Linked DNA regions of Homo sapiens: region 1 is linked to region 2. A link is a loop called in an ENCODE intact Hi-C map of the cell type or tissue named here. Cell type or tissue: PC-3. All regions are shown on one strand. Links, peaks and the distances in the headings refer to the core of each region. The heading gives the core; the rest is flanking DNA.

Region 1 (5,772 bases), core at 1,554-4,053, 400 kb after region 2:
AAGATAATTAAATTTTATAGAAGTTAATTCATATATCTGTGATTTGATATCAAATTTTGTGACTCATTACATGAAACTAGTTTTTCAGAAATTCTGTAGTTATATGGACATGGTACTTGTTTTATTTTTTTCTAGGAAAAATAGAGGCATCTGTCTAAATATAAAATGCAGAAATCACAAAGTTACATTCCACAATTAAATGTAATGTTATAGAGTACTGACAAATGTTAGATTTTCAAAACCTAGCATCAATAATCTTTTTCTTTATAAAAATATATATTTGATTTCATGTGGAGAAAAGAAATGGAGTAGTACTTTGCATATTTTATACAAAACATAGGTGTTTAAATCATACTACACTTAGAGACTGATAAGCATATTTTCAAGGTTCCCCCCCCAGCATATTTTGTAAGGAAGATTTTGTAAGAAACAATATGCCATAATGTTTCTTACAAAAATATGAGTCAAAATATATTTATTTCATGAAGACTTTATAAAAATAAAATTTAATTCTTATTACTTAAAAGGGATATTATTTTCTACAGAAGGCAGTTTCTGCACACCAGACTTTAAGGAAGCACGTCTAAAAGTAAATATCTTGCTTACCTTCTGATATATTTCCTTCCATTTGGGGATTATGCAATCGAGTGTCAAAGCTATTTTTAAACAGACTAATGAAGTGTACAGCTTTTTTCTTGCTCTTTTGAAAGTGTAAATTTATTTTCTGTTAGTAGAAACAAAAGCTTAAAATCCAAAGCAGGGAACAACAGATTTGAGAGCAGATATCATTGAAGGGCCAGAAACCATGAAGCATACTGCTGGGTATTTGGGTTGTCTTTCCTGGTCATATCCATTTAGGGAGATTTTTTTAATCATAAAAGTAATATACATATTATTGGACATTTGGAAAAATAATACTAAAGAAAAAAAATCAGTCACGGTTCCTAAAACAGTATTTTGCAACATGCATATATTCACGTTTTAATAGTTGTAACAATAAATCTGCTGAAAACTCTTTTCATATAACATAAGCATATTCCAAGGCATTTTGTAGTCTTCAGAGCTATCATTTTTAAGGACTTCAATATCTCACTGAGTAGCTACATTTAACATAGTTTACATAACTATTCCTCTATTATTGAGTAAACCTGTCTAATGTCTAAGGGCAAGTAACCATTAGCTGACTTGTTACAGGGAAGATTTATATATCAGGCAAGGGCTGAACTTGAAACACTGAAATTCTTTTTCCTTTGAGCCTCAATGAAATGAGCACAGTGGTGTATAGAAAAAAAAAAAAAAAAACATGATGAAGACCCTGTGCAACTCTAAAGGAGCCAGTCTACATATGTGAAGCAAGCACACTGAAGCGGCATTTCCCTGGTGTGCATTTTTCCATGAGTCTTCCTAGATTCCATATTACTGTATGGAATAATATTTTATGGGACCATTAATCTTTGTCTATCTTTCTGGCCACCTTCTACCCCATCTCAGCATGAGTGGAAGAAAAAGATTAATTTTTTTAAAAAAAAAAGGAAAGCATGAAAGAGAAGGAGGTAGAAGAAGAAGTCAGAAAGAAACCAAAAGGCAAGGAGAGAGGAAAAAGATCAAGGTTGTTTAGTTAGTAAGGAAGACACAGTTCTAGGACAGTAAGATATTTATCTAGGCAGTTCCTTTAAAAGAGGTTGTCCTTAAAATAGGATTTGAGTAGGCAGGAGACTGAGATCAGGGAGACAGTACCTGAAACAATATTTTTGTACCATGTTGCCCAAGGCGTGCTACACTAACCAACATTTATTTACACATTATTTTTCTAAGGCCTGAATTTCTAAACTGATGAGAAGAAAAAGGCTAAAATGTGAAAAAGGATGTTTTTCTCTGTCAGTTACACACATCCATAGGGTTCCTAAATTTGGAAAACCTCTCGTTTTTTTCCAATATAATGTCACTAATCTCTATTCATTTGATTTCCCAATGCACTTAAGCCTATAGTTCCATAATGGATACAAGTTTAAACAAAAAGAAAGTGTTTTGTACCTATATAAAGGTAATCACAGGCAGGGGAAATGGTTATGAAAATTATTCAAGTTTCCACAGAAAGGCAATATTTTTATGTAAGTTTTAAAAACAAAAGGATTTTTTCCTGTCCTTCCAGAATCATAGTGAGAACTGAAATTAAAAAATCATAGTAACTAAAATATCATAGTGATGATTGAAAATCTCAAGCTTTGTACACACACACACACACACACACACACACACACACCTGACAAAGTAACCAGTTAACACAATTTATATTTGAATAAATCAAACTTCCTACAACCCAAATTAGTCATGAGTAAAGGCACTATACTAAGACATTCCAATAATATCCTGATAGACAGATCCTGTTTCAGGCCCCATAAAATGTGTATTTCTCACTTTGAGTGAGTTGACTCATTGCCATTAATAACCTACAAGAAATTTCTGTGCTTTTAGGCTCCAGGTAAAACTTCTTAATATACTGCATGGGAAGTTTATTAATGACTTGCTAACATTATGCAGAGAAAAGGAAGTCTTGCAAAACTGTTTAATATGTTTATATTTCTTGGCTCAATGTCACAAAATCAAGACAGCAAAAATAATATATAACTTCCCAAAACATAGTGATTCATACTGATTCTGTCTTAGCTTCTTAGCTTTTTCCAAGTTTCCCCCGCCTTTCTCAATTACACACCCATACACTCACCAGTTATAGCAAATACTGAATTGGTTGAACTCTATTTTGTTTGAGAAACAAGAACCTGATAGAATTTCTTGCCCTTTTTTGAGCCAACTGGAATAATGGAGCTACCCTTTGACACCTGTCCAGTAGTTATTACACAAAAGTGCAATTAAACCTTTCCCTCAGGCACCTCTTTGGCTGGCATGAGAGTGTCACACCACAACCATCAGCGCTGAAAATGAACTTGGCACCTTTCCTCATGTTTTCTACATTAGTCACTCACTTATACTGTATTGTTTGTCTTCATTCACAACTAAGATACTAATCTCAACAATGCTTCAGAGCACAGCACCCTATGAAAGGGAAGATGCTTCAGAATTCTCATAATAAGCATGAGGCTGGTGGGTCTTCTCTCCACTTCATCTGTCTCCTAACTCCCACAATCCAAGAATATGTTTATGTTGGTGAAACATGCAGAAAACTTTTAAACCAAGCAGGGAAAGAGAAAAGTCAAAAGTCACAAAAAAGCAACATGCAGTCTCTCGAGGATTCAGAAGAGGCATGAAGGGGAAAGGTTATGGGCATTAGGAGATGACTAACTACACTTGAACCTCACTCACACTTTCATTTTTAATCACTTGCTGTATATCTGTTGGGGCTGTACATCTGTTGGGATTACATGCCTGTAGTCCCAGCATTTTGGGAGGCCGAGTTGCGCAGATCACTTGAGGCCAGGTGTTCAAGACCAGCATGGTCAACATGGGAAAACCCCATCTTTACTAAAAATACAAAAGTTATCTGGGCGTGGTGTTGCACACCTGTAATTCCAGCTAATAAGGAGGCTGAGGCATAAGAATCGCTTGAACCTGGGAGGAGGAGGTTGCAGTGAGCCGGGATCGTGCCATTGCACTCCAGCCTGTCAACAGAACAAGACTCTGTCTCAAAAAAATAAAAATAAATAATATGTTGGGTGTCCTCTAGACAGCTACTTCTCTTTAAGCTAACTATTTGAAACAGCAGTGCAAGACCGGAGGGGCTTCACCAGAACCTTGTGAGCATTATGCATATAGTGTTACTTAAGAGGAATCAGATACATACTTATCTTTCACAAAAGCTGAGGCAGAAAGAGGCTAAGTGGGTCACTTGGTCAAAATAAGTAAAATATGCCAAAAGAATAATAAAATAACTTGGCAAGCCAGGTTCAGGTCTTGGGGTTATATTAATAGTTCAGTTGTATTACTGCTTTGGTTGCCTCACCTTGCATATAGCTATCATTTACAATATTATTTCTATGTGGAAATACTGAAAGTTCTAAGCAAAAAAAATACATTCATAAATGAATTTTTTAAAGAACTAACTCATAAAGTTGAACGTCGGTGAACATTTTATTTTATCCACGTGTATGATGCATTCTAAATAGTCATCAGGCCTTGTCTTATATGTTTATGTCGCATATGGCCTATGTGTCCAGTATAATGTTAACTACTCAAGAATCATTTGTAGTATATTCTATGCTTACTGATTTTTGAGTAGACATAAAATCACTATCATGAACTGTCAGAATACAGTATAGTCATCTACTGTTAAGCGACACGTGACTACACTGTATTCTGTCAGTTTGCGATAGTGAGAAATGTGATACTGAGAAAGGTGTGGTTAGGCAATTTCATCATTTTGTGAACATCATAGAGAGTACTTCCACAAACCTAGATGCGATAGCCTACTGCACACCTAGGCTATATGGTATAGCCTATTGCTCCTAAGCTATAAACCTGTACAGCATTTTTCTGTACTGAATACTTAAGGCAACTGTAAGACAATGGTATTTGTGTATCTAAGCATATGGAAACATATGATAGATACAGTAAAAATTGGGTATAAAAGTAAAAAATGGTACACTTACATGAATGGAGCTTGCAGGACAGGAAGTTGTTCTGGGTGAGCCAGTGAGTGAGTGGTGAGTGAATGTGAAGGCCTAGGACATCATTGTACACTTAGGGTACACTGAATCTATTTTTAAAATAAAACTAACTTTCTTCAATAACAAATTAGCCTTAGCTAATTGTAAATTTTTCACTTTATAAACTGTTTAATTTTTTGACTTTTGTACTAGCACTAAGCTTAAAACAAAAACACATTGTACAGCTGTATAAAAATATTTTTTCTTTATATCTTTATTCCATAATCTTTTTTTTAACTATTTAATTTTTTTAACTTTTTAAGCACTTTAAAAAAAAAAAACTAAGACACAAACAAATCATCCTAGGCCTGCACAAGGTCAGGATTGTCAATACTACCGTCTTCCACCTTAATCATGTCTCACTGGGTTTCTCCCAGGGGAGGGAAAGAGAAGACTGACTGAAACATATGTCCAGCAAGCAGACTTTCCAAAAGGCTTCTTGAGGGACTGGTGCCTGTCTTGTCCAGCTAACAGCATTAACAGGACCTAACACGCTCTAGAAGTCTGGGAGCCACTGAGAACAAAGAAGAGCTGAGCAGCATGTGGTAGCTCCAGAGAGAGCAAGAGATTACAAGCCCCTGAAAAAGAAAAGAGTAAATCCCTGTACTTGGTAACTTACAGGCACAAGTCCAGAGAACGCACAACTATAAAAAAGATTTGAGGCCCACAGAATCTCTAGGCAGGCTGATTAGGGCTGATTGGTGATTAGGTATTTCCCCACATGAATCCAGTCCTTAGAGATTTACAGAGGTGACTCTTTATTTCACATGCGTAGATCCAATCATAAAAGTTACAAGGCACATAAAGAAACAGGGAAACATGGCCCAATTAAAGAACAAACTAAATCTCCGCATACTGATCCTAAAGTAACAGAGGCATATGAATTATCTCATAAAGATTCAAAATAACCATCATAAAGACGTTCAACAAGCTCAGAAAAATAATGTATGAACAAAATAAGAATGTCAACAAGAGACATAAAATATAAACAAGAACCCAACAGAAATTTTGGAGCTGAAGAATACAATAATTTAGTGGAAAAATTTACTAGAGTGGTTCAACTGCAGACTTGATCAAGCACAAGAAAAAAACAGTGAACTTCAACAAACAT
Region 2 (5,772 bases), core at 2,196-4,695:
CCACACAATGAGGAAGCCTACAAAGTCCTCTCTTGCATGAAGATCTTTGCACATGACTTTCTCTCTGCCTAGAGTGCTCCTCATTCAGATACCTGCTTGGCTAGTCCCCTGACTCCCTTCGGGTCTCTGTTCAGATGGCACTCATCAGGGAGTGTGACGGTCCTATGTAAAGGAACTACCACACCATTCCAGCCTGCTCCCTTAGCCTGCTTGGTTTTTCTCCATAGCTAGCACTCATCACCATCTCACATAATGTACTCTATATTCATGTATTTGTTTGATGTCGGAAAGTTCTGAGATGGCAGGGAGTTTGCTCGCCTTGTCCATTTTAGCAATATTGGTACTCAGAATAATAAATATTTGTGGATGGAATGAATGTTATTCTTTTACTAATAATGTGGAATGTGTGTGTTTTTTTCCCAAGTCTCCATTAAAAGACCATGGGGTATTCAGTTAAACAAATAAATTTTGAGCACTTTGTGTTTATGCTAGACACCATAATAGGTGCCGGCACAACAGCAGAGATCAAGACTGAGTCCCTTCAAGGACTGCAGGCAAGTATAATCAATAGGTAATAGAAGAATAAGAGGATTCATTCCCAAGGTGCTCTGGGAACCATTGATGGGCACCTCACCCAGGTCTAGGGAATCAGAATAGATAGCTAAGAGAAGCTGCCATCAAAGCTGAGATATGAAGGACAAGTAACAGTTAACTATTAATTTAAAAATCACACAGTCTATAAATTTGGAAAGGAGATTTTTTTTTTTTTTTTTTAAATAAAGGGTTACGGCCTGCAAGGTACCCATCCTGAGAGGCTAGGAAGCATAGCCTCTGGCAGAAGCAGTTAGCAGGCACTTTGTGGGAGGAGAAGGTGGAAAAGGGATTTATGCTGATGGGTTTGCTAAGTATACATACTCAACAGGTTATAGGAGGAGCTATAAATGAAGTGGGTCCTAATGAATGTGTACTGAAATAAACATGCATTTGCATGCAACCCATGTTCACTTTGAAGTGGAGACAACATTTAAATGTATTACAATTAGGCCTATACATCAAAAGGTGAAGCAGGAACATGAAGACACTCAAGTGGGCAGCCTTTGTAAATTGGCCAGAACCAGTCTATAATCAGTGGTCTTCTTATCAGGATAAAGTTATTAAAATTAATGTCTTGTCCAGTCAAAGCTGCAGTTATGGCTTGTGGAAGAGGGAGGTCAGTTAGTCAGTGTCTGGTAGTGGTGAAATCCACTTGCTTCAGTATTGCTCATTTCTAGGCCAGTGCTTATTTAGGTGATAGAGAAGAAGAAGAAGAAGAAGAAGGAAAAAAAAAAAAAAAAAACTCACGGCAACTAGAACATAGTTTATTCTTTCTTTATTTTTTAATTTTTTTTTGAGACGGAGTGTTGCTCTGTCACCCCAGCTGGAGTGCAGTGGTATAATCTCAGCTCACTGCAACCTCTGCCTCCTGGGTTCAAGCAATTCTCCTGTCCCAGCCTCTGGAGTAGCTGGGATTACAGGCACATGCCCCCACGCCTGGGGGGGTTTCACCATGTTGGCCAGGTTGGTCTCGAACTCCTGACCTCTGGTGATCTGCCCGCCTCGGCCTCCCAAAGTGCTGGGATTACAGGCGCGAGCCACTGTACCCGGCCCATAGTTTATTCTTTAAGTATAGGGATGCATCACTTAACCATTGTCTGGCATGGCCTTGGTCCTGTTTATAATTTGGTAAATTATTGCCCCAAGAGTCCATTCTATCAGTCTTATGATCTCTATTTTAACGTTAATGCTGGTCAGTTGTGTCTAAACTGCAAGAGGGTGGGAGTGTAATGAGGCATGTCTGACCTCCCATTCCATCATGGCCTGGAACTCACTTTTTTACGGTTTCTCTGAGGTCCCCTTGGCCAAGAGGAGGTCCATTTAGTCAATTGGGGGGCTTAAGATAGTATTTTTAGTTCTCATAACTAAGCAAAAAGAGAATAATATTGCAAGCATGTGTAAAGATGAGTAGTTCTAAACTGAAATCTTGTGAAAAATGCAATATTCTTAATTATATTGTCACTTTCTATTAAATATGGTAGTTATATTTTTAGTAACTCATTTTAATAGATAGTAGGAACAAATTTTATCTTAGATCATCTGTCACTGACCATTGAGGAGGCCATTGAACTTGGTGGGCACACATACTCCAGTTGCTAAGGATTGTGGCTCTGACCACCAAATTTCATCAACCCTAAGATGCTATCATCTGTAAGGTGTGCTAATGTTTGCTAAGTTGCACTAAGAAAAAAAACTGCAAATAAATGCTTTTTCAAATAGTGTTCACTTTTATACTCACAAAAGATATTTTTTAAACTTATTTAAACATAAACTTTTATTACATATTACTCTTGTACAGAGAAAAATGTAAGTGAAATAATTGCTTAAGGCATTCCTAAAACCTCTTCACCTTTACAGTTTATTTTTACAGTTTTTTTTTTGGTCTCAAAATCATTAAGATCAGTATCTCCATCAAGACTTCACTACTGTCAGTAAGATTTTCTTACAAGCTGCTGCAGAAAGTATTGGTGATGAAGCTTTCTTGATCTGACCAGGAAGTGCCGAAAGAAGGTTTTTAGATGTCAATCAGGAAGGACACACCTTCCTCAAATGGCCCTTAAGTGATTTATCAGCTGAAGCATCAAGATTGCAGTTATTCAGTCATATTGCAAGGACCAACAACCATGTTTGTGGGTAGATAGTTAATAATAACTGGATCACGATTGCAATTTGGCTGAGAGTGATGTGTGAGAAAGCACATGTTGGTAAGATACCAATTTTAGGAATCCTCAAATTTGAAAAAGTGTGCCTTAAAAATGATGAAATATGCCAATTTTAAGAATTCTCAAATTTGAAAAAATGTGCCTTAAAAATGATGACCTATGGAAAGTAAAACAACAACAACAACAGTTTATCAGGCTATTCCAGATAGAATTTTGCTTATATCTATATAATTTATTCTACATACCAAGGAATCTGATTTCTTTTCTTTCAAACTTTGATGCCAGGAAGGTGGTCCTGCATTGTAGACTTGCATTTTACAGTCATTAGAAAGATAAGTTATAAAAGTGCTATCAGCTGACACATACCAGTATTTAACATACGCTTGATACTGTTTTAAGTGCTTTGCAAATATTAACTAATATCATTCTCACAACTACCAGGAGAGGTATATATTGTTATTCTCATTTTACAGACGCAGAAACTGATGAATAGAAATTAAGTTGGCCAAAATTGCCGTGCTAGTAAGTGGCAGGACTTGGATTTAATCTGAGGGAATCTGGTTCCCGAGTCTTCACTCTGGTGTAAATACGTTATAAATGCAAAAAATTAACATTTACAAATCTATTTATATGCGAGATATTATGCCACAACATCTGATCTGGCTTTTAGTTCTAAGTCTAGCTTAGCATCTGACTCCTATTCTGTCCCTGGATTTGAGTTTAATTCCTTGGTAAGAAAACAACTTCCTGTGAATAATAGAATCTGGGAACCAGTTTTGAGGTTTCTCAACTTCCGCACTATTGACATTTTGGGTTGAATAATTCTTGTCGTTGGGGTTGTCCTGTGCATTGTAGGAGGTACAGCAGCATCCTTGGTCTCCACCCACTAGATGCCAGTAGCACTCCAAGCTGTGAAGATGGAACAGTCTCAAGACATTGCCAGGTAACACTTTAGGGAGCAGAATCACCTCTGGTGGAGAACCCCTAAGTCAAAAGTACAGTGGGTACAGAGTAGTTTTCATGGGTCTGTTAATTGATGGGGGATTTCTCACATATGGTGCGTAGGATTCTAACTTTGCAATGACTAAGCAGAAAAGAAGGGTTTATATAATCTACATAAGTATGTCTTCGTATAGATTTCACCAGTGAGGAAAGGGGAAGAGGTGAATTATGATTCATGCTAGCAGATGGAGGAATAAACAGAGGCATTGCTAACATTTTCCTGCTGGACTTCTGCAGTATTTGAATACATGAATTTTTAAATATTGGAGTTCAAAAAAAGAGTTTCATAAAATTGTGATTTCTTTTTAAATATTTAATCAATTTATTAATTTATTATAGGTATTTTTGAATATCTCCTTTGTACATAATTGTGCAAGTTCTCAGAATATAGAAATGAATACAATATGATCCCAGTCATCAAAGAAGCTGAACTCTAGAATGACAAAGCATAACCTTGTAGCATTGAGCTATTTTTCTAGTGAGTCTACAGAGTCCTGCTTTTAATATCACAATGCCACTGTCAAAAGATGTACAAAATTAGATAATATTTGAAAAAGCAAAACAAAAAAATACAGTTAGGTGAAAGGAATAAGATCTAGTGTTTGTACTAGGAGCAAGATCTAGTGTTAACTACAGGGTAACTATAGTTAACAATAATTTATTACAAATTTCAAAATAACTAAAAACATGAAATCAAACTGTTCCTAACTAAAAGAAATGATAAATGCTTGAGGTGATGGATATCCCAGTTACCCTGATTTGACCATTATACATTGCATGCTTGTATCAAAATATTATTACATGTGCCACATAAATACATGTAACTATTATGTAGCCATAATAATTAAACGTTAAAAAATAATTTATTGTGAAAGGCTATTAACTCAAGGCATCTGAAAAGTTCTTGTATATGCCTATTATAGAAATGGTATTTGTTTGAGTTTGGTGCTAGGAATATGGGGTTGTTTTTGCTTTTTCAAGTGAAAGTCTGATTTCTAACTACGTTACTGTGACCGAAGGAAAAAAATCATCAAAGTTCATTCTTGCCAGTGGAAATAGACAATAATTCTTGGTAATTTAATTACATATCCCTTTAAAGAGCTCTAAATACATTAGAATAAGAGAATTAAATAAAGACAAGTAGATTCATTATCATCTTTATGCTAGACTCATGAAAGAATACATATTGCTAAACTTATTGACAAAATACTGCTTAATAAAAGTAGCATATACTAGAACCTTTCTACTACGTTTCATTTTTAATCTTTTACTTCTATATATTTAAAATAACCTAAGGTAAGGAAAGAAAGTAAGATACCATTAGAGGGGACATTATGATGGACTGTTCCAATGGGAAGGTACCACCTTGTTAGCAATTAAACACTGAGCCTATGGAGTCAGAATCTGTAGGTTCAAACTGTGAGTCCATTTCTTAAGGATAAGAAGAAGTCTCGGAAAAATTACTTAATCTTTATTCATTTGTGATATCAGGATAATAATAAATACCTACCACCATAGTGCCTTTGTGAGAATGAAATAAGAAACTCATGTACGGCTTAAAATATACTGTTTCTGGCATATAACTACATATACACAAATAAAAGTTATTAACATGACTGACAAATTGATATCTTCAACCTTAAACGAGTTGGAAACCGAGTAGATTTCACACCAAATACCTAATTATATATTTCACCCATCATCTTCTGGCCTGCCTAAATCAGGGCTTCTTCCCCCTCCTCAACCATGAAGTTTCTACTAAAAATGTTAAATAGTTCACTTTTTTCCAGTATCCTTTCTAGACTTTTCTCTTGGGCTTTTCAGTATTCTTCGTGGAGTGCAGTGGCACAATCTTGGCTCACTGCAGCCTCCGCCTCCTGGATTCAAGTAATGCTCCTACCTCAGCCTCCCAAGTAGCTGGGATTACAGGCATGTGTCACCATACCCAGCTAATTTTTGTATTTTTAGCGTAGACGGGGTTTCACCATATTGGTCAGGCTGGTCTCGAACCCCT

Evidence for each region. Hi-C counts contacts between places; a loop is a spot of excess contacts. Peaks named below come from ENCODE experiments on the same cell type or tissue, not always from the same donor. Only the 100,000 strongest peaks of a DNase experiment are listed, where the experiment ranks them.
Region 1: it touches region 2 in a loop (6-fold over the local background); 1 of 110 quality-filtered maps calls a loop at or near these places.

The regions. Positions count from the first base shown.
Region 1 is chr1:215,111,486-215,117,257 of GRCh38, reverse strand. All of the region lies in intron 2 of KCNK2 (potassium two pore domain channel subfamily K member 2), which reads right to left. Among named protein-coding and RNA genes, the nearest start is that of KCNK2, 32 kb to the right of the region's middle. In PC-3, for the core only: no CTCF peak of the experiment used is centred there; DNase peaks (open chromatin) are centred at 2,417, 2,697 and 2,957; H3K4me3 peaks cover 1,120 bases; H3K27ac peaks cover 1,703 bases.
Region 2 is chr1:215,515,653-215,521,424 of GRCh38, reverse strand. No RefSeq gene overlaps it. Among named protein-coding and RNA genes, the nearest start is that of KCTD3, 49 kb to the left of the region's middle. In PC-3, for the core only: a CTCF peak has its summit at 3,646 (motif pointing right); a DNase peak (open chromatin) is centred at 3,624; H3K4me3 peaks cover 646 bases; H3K27ac peaks cover 422 bases.